Regions from separate parts of the Homo sapiens genome. Here region 1 is linked to region 2. A link is a loop called in an ENCODE intact Hi-C map of the cell type or tissue named here. Cell type or tissue: heart right ventricle. All regions are shown on one strand. Links, peaks and the distances in the headings refer to the core of each region. The heading gives the core; the rest is flanking DNA. Region 1 has its middle 74 kb from the start of MIR3937. Region 2 overlaps LOC105373177 (a long non-coding RNA gene).

Evidence for each region. Hi-C counts contacts between places; a loop is a spot of excess contacts. Peaks named below come from ENCODE experiments on the same cell type or tissue, not always from the same donor. Only the 100,000 strongest peaks of a DNase experiment are listed, where the experiment ranks them.
Region 1: a loop joins it to region 2, with 7 times the contacts of the local background. A loop is called at or near these places in 40 of 110 quality-filtered maps.

What each region holds. Positions count from the first base shown.
Region 1 is chrX:39,731,351-39,739,861 of GRCh38, reverse strand. No RefSeq gene overlaps it. Among named protein-coding and RNA genes, the nearest start is that of MIR3937, 74 kb to the right of the region's middle. In heart right ventricle, for the core only: no CTCF peak of the experiment used is centred there; a DNase peak (open chromatin) is centred at 3,491; H3K27ac peaks cover 1,256 bases.
Region 2 is chrX:39,805,545-39,814,055 of GRCh38, reverse strand. It overlaps LOC105373177 (a long non-coding RNA gene), which reads right to left. Exons shown (of 2, transcript XR_949024.3): 2 at 5,623-6,180. Among named protein-coding and RNA genes, the nearest start is that of MIR1587, 28 kb to the left of the region's middle. In heart right ventricle, for the core only: no CTCF peak of the experiment used is centred there; no DNase peak of the experiment used is centred there; H3K27ac peaks cover 1,021 bases.

The sequences.
Region 1 (8,511 bases), core at 1,193-6,192, 73 kb after region 2:
AGTGGCCCTATTTGCAAAGATGGGATCTTAGATGGCATCGCTTCCAAGGCTGTGAAGCCTAGAGGCAAAGCAGGCTCTGGATCAAACGCCCTGCCTGGGTAGGATCCCAGCTCTGCCATGGGTCATGGTGTGACCTCTGGCAAGCTACTGTCTTACCTCCTCCAAGCCTTATCTGTAATGGGAATAACTTTGGCCCTTCCCTCACAGGGTAGTTGTGTGGCATCGATGAGACAATGTGTATGAAGCGCTTCATATGGCTAGGCACACGGCACCTGCAAAATTAAAGCGAGATATTATTACTTTTTCTAGTGCCAAAATGCTGTGGTCCTTAGGAAACCATTTATTAAGCAACAGACATCTTCATGCCTTTGTGGGTAAGGCTGTGTGTGTGTGTGTGTGTGTGTGTGTGTGTGTGTGTGTGTGTGTGTCGGGGGGTGGGCATGTAGAGATAAAGAAGTCACCGGCCTCACCCCCTAGGAACAGAAACCTGGTGTCTAGCCAGCAGTTGCAGAGGAATCCACTACCCACTGCGCTCAACGCCCACAGTTAATAACATTGCAAAATGAGGGTTGTGGATGCATTCTCCCTTCCTCGGCATCTTTGCGGGCAGGTTTTTAATTTTAAGCAGGAGAAAACCCATCAGGTATTTGAGGCTCCTGGGGGGCAGCTAATGCTTCCTGTCAAATGCTCACCCTGGGGTGCTTTGTTACCCTGACACCTCCAGAACTTGGAGTCAGCAGCAAATTGCAGGACAAAATTCTTATGCTGCAAGTTTATTGCATATTCATAGAATTTAGGCCATTAGGCAACATTAGCTTTTTTTTTTAACCTTTTATTGAAGTATAACCTACATTCAGAGAAGCCTGAGCGTACAGCTTGATACATTCTTACAAGCTAAGAGCACCCGTGTATAAGAACACCCAGGTAGAGACACAGAACATCAACAACCCCCAAGGAAGTCCCCTTCATGTCATCTCCCAGTTGCTGCTTCCTCAAGGGAGGTGTCCCCACCTTACACAGAGAGTAGTTTTGTCTATCTTTGAATCTTATGTAAATGGAATCATACAGTTTGTCTTCTTTTGGGTCTGGCTTCTTTTGTTCAACATTATCATGGTGAAATTTATCCGACTTGTGGAGTGTAGTTGTAGTTTGTTCCTTCTCATTGCTGTGTAGTATTCCATGTGTGACAATTCCACCATTTATTTACCCACTGCTGCCAATGGGCTTTCGGGTAGGGTTAGCTTTGCTATGGACATTCTAGTACATGCCTTTTGGTGGATCCCGGCAACTCCTTTCTGTGAAGTAGAGCTAAGGGTATGCTTATGTTCAGCTTTAGTCGAAAAGGCCAAATGGTTTTCCATAACATCAACTTTTCATTCCTAAGGCTGAACATATCGGAGAAAGGAAAACATACGTAGTTAAATATCTTTTGATACCTTTTACGTTCTAAGAAATTAGCAAAATCAAAGTGGAACAAGGAAGGAAATTTTCACTTTCAACCTGTGTGGTGAAAAGCTTTGGAAGTGTTTTTTAAAAAGCGACCTGTTCCATCAACTCTGCCAGCTCTTTCTACCAGAAACTTCTTGTTTGTCTTCATGGAAACAGGGATGTAAAATAGAGAAGTTAACATGCACGCGAATGCCCTGGAGATCTTGTTAAAAATGCTGATTTTAATTCAGTAGGTCTCAGTGGGACCTGAGATTCCATACAAGCTCCCAAGTGATGGTTATACTGCTGGTCTGAGGACCACACTTCAAGCAAGGGCCACCCACTGGCGCTCAATATCAGACGGTTGGTGGTCACACTGTCTGGCTCTCACCTGGTTCATCTACTTCTTGAGCATGGATAGTGCATCTGTTGGCAGGCCCTGGGGCTAGAAATAGGGAAGGCCTTACAGCAGGACAAGAAAACAAAAAATACTGGGCTTTGGAATCTAAAAGAACAATGATCATGTCCTGGCTTAGCTTTACTGGTTGTGTGACCTCAGCAGGATACCTAACCTTCCTGAGCCTTAGTTTCCCTCTTGGTGAAATGGGGTAATAGTACCCACACTGCAGGGGTGTTGTGGGAAATGTCTGTTGGATGCTGTGCACATGCTGGGCTGCTGATAAATGCTGGTTATTATTTTTCCTGATGCACTCTCCGATATTTGTTGTAAGTAGGTAGGACAAAAATACATACAAATCATGCAAGTATCGGTGCATACAAAAACACATGGTAAAGAGCTCACAGTCCAGCCACACAGTCCAAAACAAATTCTTCCAATAAAGCTGATAATTGTCACAAGCTACTGTGTGGCAATTATTATCTTTATTTGTGTGTGTGTGTGTGTGTGTGTGTGTGTGTGTGTGTGTGTAAGACACTGTAGGGAGACAGAGGAGAGGGTGAGAATCTCTGGAGGGAATAAAAGGTGGCCTTACAGAAGGGAAACTGGGTTTTGAAGGGTGAGTAGGAGCCTGCCAGGCAGACAAGGCTGGAGGTAGGTGAGGGAGGGGGAGTTCATTCCACTCAGCAAATAGCATGTGCATAGGCACAGAGGCACAGAGAGGCCCAGTGGTTCATGTGGTGGGGAAAGGCTGGATGCAGGGTTGAGGGGCTTTGACTCCTACCCTAAAGGGCACAGATGGGCACCCCAGTTAAAATGTATAGCAAACCATGGGCTTCCTGGCTGTCCTTTCTGGGGCGCTTTTCCTACTTCAAGGAAATCCTATCCCTATTCTTAGCTTTGGCAAGCCTAACATGCGAACACTCTTCCTCAGCCGTGACAAAGTGTGCTGCGAGAAAACATCTGTGGCTGGGTGCAGTGGTTCACACCTGTCATCCCAGGACTTTGGGAGGCCAAGACGGGTGAATCGTTTGAGGTCAGGAGTTCCAGACCAGCCTGGGCAACATAGTGAGATCCCGTCTCTACCAAAAACAAAATAAGAAATGAGCGCTTATGGTCTCAGCTACTCGGGAGGCTGAGGTGGGAAGGTTGCTTGAGGCCAGGACTTTGAGGCAGCAGTGAGCCGGATTGTGTCATTGCACTCCAGCCTGACAGGGCGAGATCCTGACTCAAAAAAGAAAGAAAAAGAAAACCATCTGTGATATACCCCTGTGACTCAACCAGGAGTTCCTGCTTTCTGGTCAGGGACTCCAAGACTGAATTTAGAATTGGAGGCTCAGAGAGTGGGTGGGGGGTGCAGTTGTTCACACCACCTCCTAAAGGTAAGTCCTGGGCTCTGGCAGGCCCTGCGTCACACACTGTCTGCCACCCACCCAGCCCCGTGGGACATGTTGCCCATTGAGATGCTCCAGGCCTGAGCTCAGAAAGCAACTCCCAGCTGCCCCTTGGGGACCAGCGAGACACCCTTCTGGTGTGCCGGAGCTCCTTCTGCCTGCTGGTCACCTCCTCTCTTGCCAAACAGTGTGCTGGCACAAGCCAGGAAGCTGAGGAGACTGTTGGGTTTGGCTCCTGAAGGTGGGCCCGGGGCCAAGGCATTGTGTCCAGCCAGCCCTTGCCGGAGGATAAACTGTGACGCGTGGGCCAGGCGGCTGCTCAGGAAGGAGATTCAGCAAGGCCTCTGGACACAGCGCTCTATTCTTGATCCAGAGCCAGGGCCAAGCCAGCTTCCCCGCCTGTCCTTGGTGCTTCCTAAGACAGGCAACATTGGCAGGGGAGGAGTGGCTAGAGACCCTCTACTCAGGGGCTTTCTACATTCTTGATTTTGAAGTAGCAGAACCCCTTTTGCTAATCAAAATCATGTTCATCTGTAGCCATAGTTGTCAAATGGGCTGAAGGTGGGCTGTGAGCTGGCTCTGGGAGGGGCAGGGTGGAGACCCACACCCAATCTTGGCCGCTACCAGGCCCCGGCCCATCCTTGGGTCCCCTCAACACAGCTTTCAAAACCACAACCTCAGCCAAACCCCTCGCTTTTCAGTGGAGGAAATTCATGCCAGAAAAGGGCGGGGGAGGTTGGGGGAGGCAGAGAGGTAGCTCGAACCCTGGTCTGCTGTCTCTTGGGGCCAGCCTCGTGGATAGCGAAGTGCTTCGGGCCACTGTGCTGTGGAGAATAGAGGCAGGTTCAGGTTCCTTAAGCCTGAGAAGCCTCCTGCTCTTAAATGCATCTGAGCCGGAGACTGGCTGGACACTGCCCACATTTGGGGGTTCCTTCAGGGAGGGCTGCTGGGCCAGGACCCAGGCCTCACAGGGGTCCATGGGGCTACCTTCTCCCAGAGCTCACTTGGGCTCTGTGCCTCTCCTCGCTGGGCACAGGGACCCCTTCACCTCCTGGGGGGCCCTGATTGACAGACCCTTCTTCCCCGACAGCAGAGTCAGCCGGCAACCTCTCCCTTCAGCAATCCCCCCCTCCCCCTCCCTCTTCCCCAGCCATTAGATAGGAAGCTGCTATATTAATGTCCCTTCTTCTTTCTGGCCAGTGGTATCACTGCCATGTCCCCCCCTCCCACCTCCACCCTAATGATTTGTCCTGGCAGCAGAAACATTACAGCGATGATTTCATGTAGAATTTCATTTGCTGTTTTTTTTTTTAATCCCTTGAAGAAGGGGCTGAGCGATTAATGGGTCTTTGAGAGATCAAAGCTCTATGTGGCAAAGAGCTAATAATAATCGTAGCTAACATTGATTGGGGACTTTGTATGTGCCCGGCACCATCTCACAGGCACAACAAACCTTTGAGATAGGCACTGTTTATCATTCCCATTACTGAGACACAGAGAGGCCAAGCCAGGACCAGTGGTCACATAGCCCCAAGTGGTAGCATCAAGATTGGAGGGCATGGTGGTGTGGCTTTGCAGTATTCAATCACCTGGCTATGCCACCTTGTGAAGGTTTGAGGGGAGCACTGGACTGGGAGTCCAGGAAACAGAACAAAATTAGCTTTCAGGCCCTCTCCCATCCTGTGTGCTGCAGCTAGTCAGAGGTCAAGTTGAATTTCAATCACCTAGAAGCTTGAAGGCTGCTGGGTGGGGACTACGCATGGTTAATGTTGCTCTGTGTGGTGCCTCGGCATGGCTCATGGTCCACATGGAAGGCAGCCAAGACTCCATCACTCTTTCATTATCTGAGCAGGTCATTCTGTACCTCAGTTTCCCCATCTCCTTTCTTAAGAGATGATCATGGATACCATTTGTTAAGCACCTACTATGTACTGGCAGCTTTATGTAAAATAGATCTACTCCTCATGGCAATCCTGAAAGGTACATATTAATAGCCCTTTTGAGAGATGAAGAGATTGAGGTTCAGAATTCACTACCTTGGCTCAAGGCCACACAGTGAGTGGTTAAGCAGGTTCCAATCCAGACTTACTTAGACGACAAAGCCCAGGCTATTTTCTACCACCTCTAGCTCCCTCCTTTAAAAAGAAAATAGCTACCATGTGCCAGGCACTTCTTGAGAATGATTTCCTTTCCTGCAACACTCCTGAGAGGTCATGATTATGACTTTCATTTTACAGATGATAAAACAGGTTCAGAGAGGTTTTGTAGGTTGCACAAGGTCACACAGCTTAGTGGTGTTAGGTCTGGTTTTCAAACCTGGGTCTGTCTGTGTCCAAGCTCTCCCTCTTTCCATGATGTCATATATGTGAAACGGCAATTAACTAAACATGCCAATTTCTCCAGATAGCCAGAGGTTATCTGGCTGTTTGTCACCTTTTGAGGGGCAGAAAAAAGGGAATGTTTTAAAAGCTAATGTTAGGAAAAATAGGTGAGACACTTGGGAAAACCCCCTGACTGTAAAAGGTATAAGGCACAGGAGCAAGAATCCAGCAGAGGGTGAGGGACTCAGTCCATCTGTCCATTCATCCATCCATCCACTTGTTCACCCATCCATCCAGCCATCCATCCAACCATCCATCCATCCATCCATCCATCCTCCCATCCACTCATCCATCCATCCATCCATCCATCCATCCATCCTCCCATCCACTCATCCACTCATCCATCCATCCATCCATCCATCCATCCTCCCATCCACTCATCCATCCCTGATCTTTGAGGAGAGACCAGGAGCCTTGGGATGTTCTGCTGGCCTGTCTGCTTTGTAAGTCTGTGTCTCGTGTCCCAGGTGTGATCTCAAGGAAGGGAGGTGCCTCCTGGTGCAAAAGGTAATTATGCAGAGGAACCTCAGGCCCCATACATGGAGGAGGTTCTCCTCACTGACGCCTGACCTCTCCAAAGGGCAGAAAGCAGATTTTATGGACATCTCTAGGGTTTGGGATGCACGTTGGCTTTCAGCTCAGGAAGACACCTGAGGCTGGAGAACCTGAAACAGGGACAGAGATTGATGATTTATTAAGGTAACTCTGAGATCCCCCTATCTTTCTGGGTCCAGGATTTACACCAAAGGGAACCTCCACTTTATCTCTCCTTCCCACACCCATGTCTACATGGCAGATGGGAATTCAGGGTGTAGAGGGTGTGGTGGGGGCAAGGGAGAGGAACAGGAAGACAGTTCATTCAGAACTCTCATGTGGCATTTGTGGCTGCTGCTTCCACTTCATTGATCAGATTTTTCCCAATTTGCCAGGCTTGGGAAACTGATCTGAAAGGTTGCTCAGAACATTTTGGGGATCTGTCCTTCAGAATCTACCCAAGAACATTTGTCCCCTTCTGAGTCTGGTCCCAGCCTCCATGGGGCTTCAGACTGCAGTATGAGCTTTTTAAACTCAGTTTTTCCTCTTTCTATGCTATTGGCCCTGATCCCTTTGAGAACCTTCCGTGGCCCTCACAGCTTTATCTGCTACTTCCCCAGCATGGTTTGACAGTGAGGCCTCTGTTGTGGCATTGGTGTAATCCAGTTCAGCAAATATTTACTGGGCCTGATCCCTGCCAAGAACCATGCAAGACCTGGGAGACAAACGCACCCTGCAGCCAGTGGCCTGGGAACTTCTGTTCGTTAACCCCATCTACAAGGAGACAGCCTTGTGAGTCCTTTTTGCATGAACTATCTCATTTAGCCCTCAACTCAATGCCCATTTTTCAGATGGCAAAACCGAGGCCTTGAGAATTTCCCCTTTATCCTATTTCACTCAGCTCATGCCACAGAGATGAGATTTGCACTTATTTTGATTTCAAAATCTATATTTTCATCACACTCCTTTGACTCACTTGGGCCAAAGCCTCAGTTTCCTCAGATGTGTGATGGGGACAATTTTATTCGCAACCTTAAAAGAATGTTGTGAGAGTCTTTTGTTTTCTTTTCCTTTCCCTTTCTCTTTCTCTCTTTCTCTCTTTCTTTCTTTCTTTCTTTCTTTCTTTCTTTCTTTCTTTCTTTCTTTCTTTTCCTTCTTTCTTTCTTTCTTTTCTTTCCTTCTTTCCTTCTTTCTTTTTTTGAGATAAGATCTTGCCCTGTTGCCTAGGCTGGAGTGCAGTGGCACGATCATAGCTCATTGCAGACTTGAAAACCTGGGCTCAAGCCTCTCACTTCAGCTTCCCAAATAAGTGGGACTATAGGCACATGCCACCATGCCTGCCTAATTAATTTTTTTTTTTAATTTCGTAGAGGTGGGGTCTCACTTTGTTGCCCAGGCTGTCATTTACTTATTGTGATGATGAAGTGGGGTCTGGAAAGCTGCTCTGCCTTGCGGAAGAGTTAACTGATCCAGGAGCTTATTACAACCTCAGGAAAGCCCTTGCTGAGTAGGCACTTAGAATCTTCATAGTGAGCGGTGCTGCTAGCTCTTCTTCCCAACACTGGTGTACTACCGCAGCACCTGGAACCCCAGAGGGACATTACTTCTATGCTTTGATTCCTTAGAGCTCCATGAGGGTGTCCAGGGGAGGGGGAGAGTCAAGTATATCACGGACTGTTAATGAAGGCCTTCAAGATGATCTTGTAAAAATCCAACCCCATCATGATACAGTGTGGAAGCTGAAGCCTGGAGAAGGGCTGGGACTTGTCCAAGACCACGCAGCTGTTTCTTGGCAGAACTGGAGTGACCAGGCGGCTGTTAGGACTTTCCCTGTGGGACTCTGGGGTTTGTTGATCAAGTTCAAGTCTCAGCTTTTCCAGCATGAAAATGCACGGCCTCTGAGAAATGACACAGGGAAGGTGCCTGCAGGAAGAGGAGGGGAGAAGAGGGAGAAAAGTCAGGAGGGATGGGAGTCCTAGGCACTGCCTTTTGAAAAACATTAAATATGAGAGTTGATATAATCCAGGGGACCTCCAAACTGGCGGAGTGCCCCAGGACTCCCACCTGCAGCAAGCTGGGAGTCTGGCACTGGAATCTGTTTTATAAATGAGTTCCCTGGGTTACCGAAGCACGCACTCTGGCCCAACCCCTGACAGAGGGGCACCTGAACCCTGTGGGGCCAAGCTGGTTTGTCACCCAGCTCCTCCCTGGTGGGGCAGGTCCCACTGTCCCCTGCAATAAGGTCAGTCCCAGTCCCTCCCCCCACCTCCATTTCTCCAGTTGATCACGGTCCTCCTTGCCCACAGCCACCATGGACCCCATGACAAACACACGAGGCTCAGGCCTGGAAGATCTATTAGTGCCACTCCTGTCACCG
Region 2 (8,511 bases), core at 2,292-7,291:
ATCTGGTGCAGGAACAGTCGAGCCGTGTGGGAGCCCAGCTGGCACGGGAATCCTTGGCTGTCCCCGGCAAACAGCATGGGGAGGAGAGCTGTGGGATCAATAGTAATTTCCTTCAGAAGAACGGCGATGTAGTGCAGTTGGCAATGGCATTGGGCTTTCCCTGGCACGGAGGCTTCTAAATGTGCTTGGCCCTCTTAGCTAGGAAGTGGACTTACAGCAGAACACTGGACAGGGAAGGGAACAAGGACAGGACTTTCTTGGCCTGAGCCCAAGAGAGGTTGCCAGGTTGGCTGTGGGAGCAAGCTTTCTCTGTGCTTGTATGTCATCGGCAGAAACAACGTAGACACTTTGAGTCACTGATAGAGAGGAAATTGTGGAAGCTGGAACATTCCCGTGGGCCTGCTGGCACCTCCCATGCAACATCCATCTACTCAGCACCTAGGGGAGGCTTCTTTGTGCCAGGAACAGGTGGTAAAGGTGATCTCCATTTCTCACTGTCTAGAGATGGAGGGTAAGGAGTTATCTGACATTTCTGAAGCAGGGCCATCATTGCGGATGGAAATAGTGGCGAGTCTAGGGGCTCAGGGAGTGGCTAGGAGTTCAGAAAGAATGGGTCAAGCTTGAGCTGCCAACTGAAGGATGAGCAGGAGTTTTGTTGGATGGGATGGTGGATTCAGGAGCACACCATATAACTACCCCCTTCAAAGGTTTGGGTGGGGACCGCTGCCCACTTGGAATTGTCCTTAGCTGATAGGAGCTGGCTGAGCTGCCTTGTCCAAGGGAGCGCCCTGCCACCTTCCGGGAGGGCAACTCATTCAATGACTGGTTTATAGGCGGGGGAGACTATGCAAGGACTTACCCCTTTGCCTCAATTTAGGACATCTCTGAAGGGCCATCCCAGCCCCAGAACTTGCCTTGGAGTTGACTGAGGCCTCTGTTGCAACTGCACTGTAGTTCAGCTTCTCCCTCTGCCCCATCCTGCAGCCCTTTCTCCCTCACAGGCATTGTTCCTGACAGCAGCCTCCAATCAGGATCCTATACACCAGTCACCATCTCAGGGTCCATCTCGCACAAAGCCCAGCATAAGCCAGGGAGGGAGGGGTAGCTCTTCTCGGGGAGACAAACAGTGTGCAAACTGTGGCCTGGAGGGTGGGCAAGCTGGCCAGGAGGGAGTGTCCATTCCTGTGGACCAAGCACAGGATTAAAAAAAAAAATCCTAAGAAGCAGATTCTTAATTCCTAAATTTTGGTGGTCAGGGAAGATTCATGGCATAAAGGTCTTGCGTTCCTGTGATTGTGACTGAGGTGTGACCTGTGGCATTTCTTAATATAATTTATATGTTCCTGCATCAGGTCAAGTTTTCCCCCAGCCTACTTTCTTAAGTTGCTCCTGTGTCCCAGTTTGGGCTGGAAAAGTGAGGAAGGGCAAGCGCTTTGGAAGCAGGTAGGCATGTGTTCGTGTCCCTCACTTACTGGTGGTAGAACTATGGGCAGATTCCTTTACCCTTCCGAGCCTGTTTCCTCCCCACCTCACCTCATGTGAGATGGGGATAATGAGATAATGCCTATAAACACATAGCACGGGGCCAGGCATGTAGTAAGCACTCAACAAATACCTTTATTTTCATTCCTGCCATTTTTGCTTCCTTTGCTCAAATTTGCACTCCTTTATCAGAGATGCTTGGTGAGGCCGGGTGCAGTGGCTCACACCTGTAATCCCAGGACTTTGGGGGGCTGAGGCAGGTGGATCACTTGAGCTTAGGAGTTGGAGACCAACCTGGCCAACATGGCAAAACCCCATCTCTATGAAAAATACAAAAATTAGCTGGGTGTGGTGGCACGCACCTGTAATCCCAGCTAGGATTACAAGGCAGGAGAATAGCTTGAACCCGGGAGGCGGAGGTTGCAGTGAGATCACGCTGCTGCACTCCAGCCTGGGCAACAGAGCAAGAGTCCGTCTCAAAAAAAAAAAAAAAAAAAAAAAGGAATGCTTGGTGAGTATCCATTTGGTGTGTGGGTAGGGGGAGGTGGGGGAAAGTGGCCGTGCAGTGGGGAGTGTTGATGGTTTTGATAGTTTTGATAGGAGCAGGATATATAAACAGACCTTCACTTGAGTCCTTTAGAGATTCAGTCTAAAGCTATCCCACATATGGGGCGGCTTAACAGAAGACACAAACTTGCCTTCATCTCCTCCATTTATCAGAGGGGGAAACTGAGGTCTGGAGGGGAACTGATGCCTACAGTTACCAAGTGACATCTGGAGACCCTGAACCCCGGTCTTCCAGTGCCCCAGCCCTTGGCTCACCTGGTCTCCCCAGAAGGGAGAGAAGAAGGCAACCGCTTTGGGGTGAGAGCAGAGCTGCCTCCTGGAGCCTCAAGCGCCAGCCTCTGCTCCTGTTTGTTCCCAAGCTCACCAGAAGGGCACCTCCCTCCTCCCCACTGATGTCAGCCGATGACGTCTGGGCTGCATTCAGGCCATGCTGTCATTTGTCCCATGCTCATTCAGCTGATTAAAAGTCATCAATTGTTTTTTAAGCCACCAGCAGGCGAGCCACCAGGCGCCATTTGTTATTGCTCGGCCATGCTGTGAGATGCTGTTTAAACTCACTGAGCAAAGCTTTCGGAAACCAGAGGCCAAAAGCATTTTTGGAGGAAAGAAAATAGGAGAGAAATGAGTGGGCCCACATCTTTGCCAGAAGGAACAATCAGGCCATGCAGGCGAGGAGCTGGTCCCCCTTTTAGCAGCTCCCACGCAATTCTTTTCAGGGGCCTTTCTCTTGGGGCCAGAGCTGCAGGGAGCCCCCTTCATTTCTCTCCCTTCCGAAATAATCTCCACTGTGGCTAACATTCATTTGGGGAATTTTTTTTTTTAACCTAGTCTCCCTACCTCCAAGTTATCCTCTTGCTTTTTGGCTAGATTAGTGTTCCTACAACACTTCTCCATGCCACTCCTGCTCAACCACCTTCAATGGCTCCTCATTGCCTGTGGAATGAAGATTAAAGCTGTTGCCTGGCATTCGAGTTCTCCACAGTGTGGCTCAGGTCCCTACCTCTGACCTTCCTTGTCACTATACTTTAGCCAAATCACACTTTTCAGCTCCCAGACATGATCCTTGCTCAGCTGTCTTTGTTCACAATGTTCCTTTTATTTGAAATGATGTACTACTTCCCCAGCCCCGGCTCTCAGCATTTTGAACCCCAAGGATCTTCCGATGAGTGTTTTGGAAACTTTGTCCTGGTGTCTTTATGGAGGCCACAGGTCCATATCCTCTTTGTCCCCTTTCAGTCACATGTGCAGTAGACACTATTGATGCCTCACCCATGTCACCTTGTGCTTACCATTTCTGTGCACACAGCTGCCAGCACCTGTATCCCTGTGCCTGGAGCCTGTTTCTGACCACTTGAGCCTTCTCTGTCAAGCAGAAGGTGCCAGGGGGTTAATGCTCCCTGGGAGCAGCCCTCAACCAATGACTGATGGGAGCTGGTGGATAAATACCCCAGCTCCCTCACTCCATGGATGGAATATTCCCAAGTAATTGTTCTGTGCCAGCTCTCAGATCCCCAGTGGGACTGTGCCCCAGTTGCCCACAGCAGTAACCTGCTCATTGGCTACCTTCCCTTCCCTGCCTCCTTCCAGATATACTACTTGTACTTAGACCCTTATCTCAGGGTCGGCTACTGAGGAACCCAAACGCAGACATGTCACTTTGTTTGTTCTGGTCCTTCGTCCTGCTGGACTAGCCCCAGATCCCCTGTAGGTCCCAAAATGGTGCCTGGCCCATAGCAGGTACCTCATAGTAGGTACCAGTAAATGTTGAATGACTTGAATCTGTATTAGAAAATCCTCTAAATGAAATATAAGCAAAACCTGTTTTTCTGTGGATTGTTCTCTCTGCCTGCATATGCCAGGGCCATTCCCACTTCTGTGCTTTAGCCCTGCCACCCCCTGCCTGGTCCTTTCCTATGGAAATCTGTAAGACTTAGCTTTAGCCAGGCACGGTGGCTCATGGCTGTAATCCCAGGGACTTGGGAGGCTAAGGCGGGAAGATTGCTTGAGGCCAGGAGACCAGCCTGGGTAGATAACATGGTGAGACCCAGTCTCTACAAGAAATTTTAAAAATTAGCTGGGCATGGTACTATGTGCCTGTAGTCCCAGCTACTAGGGAGGCTGTGGCAGAAGGATTTCTTGAGCCCAGGAGTTTGAGGCTGCAGTGAGCTATGATCGTGCCACTGCAGTCCAGCCTGGGTGATATTAATAGAATGAGACCCTGACTCTTAAAAAAAAAAAAGACTTACCTTTAGCCTCAGCACTTCCCCACCTTGCACCACCCCCAAGAACACCCTGTCTGCCGCAAGTCAGCCTGCCCTGGTAGTTCCCTTCCCTGAATTGCTACTGAGCTTCAATAGCACTGCCCAGCCTTGCACTTGCCGCTGATTTTGTTACATGTGTTCATTTTTTTCTCCACTGTGCTCTTCCATTCTCAAGGGTAAGTCTCACAATCCCAAGGGCTTCCTGTTAGTCACTTCTCCTTCTGTCCCCAGGAGGAATTCGAAGGTCTGACTCCATTATGAATCAGGGAAGATCAGTGTCATTGGCAAAAACAGCTTTTTTTTTTTTTTTTTTCAGCCATGTCTCAAGAAACTTGCAAGTAAATGCAAGGCTTAGTTGTATGTGGATGGGTGCAGGAGTGGTGGGGCGCACAGAGATGGGGGAGGGGGATCTGGTAGAGAGACCCTGTGGCCATGACCTGCCTTAGCCCCACAAGCTTTTGAGCCCTGTTCTTGAACTCGATATGTCTTGAGTTTCACAGGGGGAATCTCTCACCCAGCTCAATGTGGTTCGCCTTCAGGGGTCCCTGCCAGAGCCTGTCTGGATTAGGCAATCAGGAAAGCCGACGAACACTGGGGAGAAAGACTTACATGGACAGGGCATCCCAGATATCCCCTGCGGGCCTCCTTCCTCATTTCCAAGTTTCCTTATTAGATGGCGGAAATGTGTCTTATTCAGTCAAGAAGGACCCAGGCCAAGGTGAAAGGGGCACGGTTAAGCTCTCTGGGCCTGGAGTCACTCAAGCACCTGGAGGGAGCGTTCTCTCCCTTAGAGACAGTTTTCATTTCCACCTTGCTCAAAACAAAAGCCAGGCGGCTGGAAAAACAAATGCCTGTGCAGGAGTTCTTCTCACATCTATGCTGACTTTTCCAGACCACAGATTGGGACGTGCTGACGGACAGGCATGGGTAGATTTATGGCAGGAGATCAACATGAGATATCGGGGGCAGGAAGTGTGGCCTTCCAGTGCGCAGGGGCTGGCTGTGTGTCCTTGGGGTGGGTGCTGGGCTGGTTGCATAAGGGCCACAGGAAGTGTCCCTCAGGCTCAGGGCATGGGTTTCTCTGTAGTGGCCTGAACTCTGAGAGGAGCATAGGAAGGGAAATGCCTTTCTTCCTTAGTGTGGAGTTGCTGTTACCCTGGAAACGGCCCTTCTGGCCTACAGGGCCTAATAACATTCCTCAAAGTTTTCAGGAGTTGTGAGTTTTGGAATGATGACATGAATGTGGCTTTGTAGGGGCAGAACTCTGCCTCCGGAGTTAGGCGCATGAAGGAAAACACAGCAAAACAAAATGGAAAATGCAGCCTGTGGTTTAGAAAGACTATGGGGTTGTAGAATCGTAGCTGTCGAATGGGAAACTTCTGTGCATCTTTTTCCTTCTTTGATGGTAATTCCTGCGGTGTCCTAGCAAAGTCGGAAGTAGGATTCAAGTTTGGGGATTTTAGAATGCCCCTGGCTATGTACAGGGTTCCTTATTCCTCAAACGGTAGCTCTGTGGATCTCTGCAGTTGTATGGTTGGCTAGGAAAGCAGAAATTGTCATATTACAGAAATATTCAGTAATGAATTTTGCATGAAATTTGCCCCCACGCAGACATCCTTCACTCCTTCCTTATCAGCTACCTATGTCCTGCCCTTTGGTTGCCAGGAAGCAGACCACAGCCCAATACCGTGTGGTGCAACTGTGAAGTCCAGAACTGCTGGATTTTCTGAAATCAAATGAGGACGATGCCGGAGAATTACTTCCATCTCATGAGGAGTCACTAATTGGGATCTTGAGTGAGTTAGCTCGGTTCTCAGCCAAAGAGATGATCCATAGGCAGGAGGCATGATGGGAGTTTCCAAAAGTGGACCTTTTGAAGAACAAAGAATCAAGAGAGACCCTTGGGATAGCTGATGAAGGCCTTGAACCTTTTTGCCAAAATGACCCTGTTTATGATGGTGTGTGAAAGTCAAGGGTGAATTGGAGGCTGTTGTGTCTCTAGATGATTTGGTCGGGGAAAAGAAAAGCTTTGAACTCCCAACCAAACTTGTCAGCACTTTGTTACTGCTAAGAGTGGTGCACAGTTGCACTTAGAAACTCCATTTTCTTAAATATGAAATGACTTATTTTTTCCCCAGCTTCATTGAAGTATGGTTCAACAGAAAAATTGTATATATTTGAGCTATACAATGTTTGATGTATGTATACATTGTGAAATAATTAGGACAATCAAGCTAATTGACATATCCATCACCTCACATAGTTACCATTTTGTGTGTGGTAAGAACACTTGATATTTATTCTCTTAGCAAATGTATACAATACAGTATTATTAACTACAGTCATCATTCTGTATATTAGATCTCCAGAACTTATTCATCCTTCATAACTGAAACTGTACCCTTTGACCAACATCCCATTTACTCCGTGTCCCAGCCCTTGGCAGCCACCATTCTACTCTGTTTCTTTTTGAGATGGAGTCTTGCTCTGTTGCTGAGGCTGGAGTGCAGTGGTGCCATCTTGGCTCACTGCAACCTCTGCCTCCTGGGTTCAAGCAATTCTCTTGCCTCAGCCTCCCAAGTAGCTAGGATTACAGGCACCCACCACCAGGCCCAGCTAATTTTTTTTTTTTTTTTTTTTTTCTTTTTTTTAGTAGAGATGGGAGAGATGGGGTTTCACCATGTTGCCCAGGCAGGTCTCGAACTTTTGACCTCAGGTGATCTGCCCATCCTGGCCACCCAGAGTGCTGGGATTATAGGCGTGAGCCATTGTGTCTGGCCCACTCTGTTTCTATGAGTTCGACTTTTTTAGATTCCATATATAAATGAAACCAAAAATAACTTATTTTTATGATTCAAGTGTCATTTTTGAGATTAAGTCCCAGTTCAATTTTTTCCCCTGTATTTACTTGGAAACCTTGGTCTCTATTTCAATTGGTTCACTGTAAGTGGGCTTTCCCCATGTGGGTTGACCTCAGGTGACAAAGGTCTCCAGCATTTCCAGGAGCTGGCAAGCTTGGTGACTTTGTTTCTCTTTGGTGGAGGGAGAGGATAAAGGCTCCAGAGGATGGAGTGGCATGGGCCGGCTGTTGCCCCACGCAGGATAGGGGGGTAGCATTTAGGGTTGGAGGCTCAGAAACAGTACATGTAAAACTGCCCAACTACCTGTTCAACTTCCTTCACATCTCCCATACCAAATGCTGGAGAAGTTCCTCAAATGTTTCCCACCGTCTCCCTCCTTGTAGCACCTCTCCAATCCATAGCCCCCTCTCCATCTCAGCATGCAGCTACTTCTTCCTCCTGATTTGAAGGCCCAAACCCTTGCCCTCAAAATCCCCCATCACTCTCTCCTCTTTCTTTTTCTTTTCTTCTTCTTTTTTTTGAGACAGGGTCTTGCACTGTCACCCAGGCTGGAGTGCAGTGGCACTTTCATGGATCACTGCAGTCTCAACCTCCTGGGCTCAAGTGATCCTCCCTCCTCAGCCCCCCAAGTAGCTGGGACTACAGGAGTGCGCCACCACGCCCAGCTAAATTTTGTATTTTTTGGTGGAGACAGAGTGTATTAGTCCGTTCTCACACTGCTCTGAAGAAATACCTGAGACTGGGTAATTGACAAAGGAAAGAGGTTTAATTGACTCACAGTTCTGTGTGGCTGGGGAGGCCTCAGGAAACTTACAATCATGGCGGAAAGCACCTCTTCACAGAGTCGCAGGGGAGAGAATAAGTGCCCAGCGAAGGGGGAAGCCCTTTATAAAACCATCAGATCTTGTGAGAACTAACTCTCTATCAGGAGAACAGCATGGAGGTAACTGCCCCCACGATTCAGTGATCTCTACCTGGTCCCTCCCACAACATGTGGGGATTATAGGAACTACAGCTCAAGATGAGATTTAGGTGGGGACACAGCCAAACCATATCCTGAGGTTTCACCATGTTGCCCAGGCTGGTATTGAACTCCTGAGATCAAGCGATCTGCCCACCTCGGCCTCCCAAAATGCTGGGATTACAGGCATGAACCACTGCGCCTGGCCTCTCCCCTCTTTCATAATCGACATCTAGTTGTTAGTAATGCCTGTTGGTCTTACCGTCAAAACACTCCTAGGCCGGGGTTGTTGGCTCACGCCTGTAATCCTAGCACTTTGGGAGGCTGAGACAAGAGGATCCCTCGAGCCCAGGAGTTTCAGACCAGACTCGGCAACATA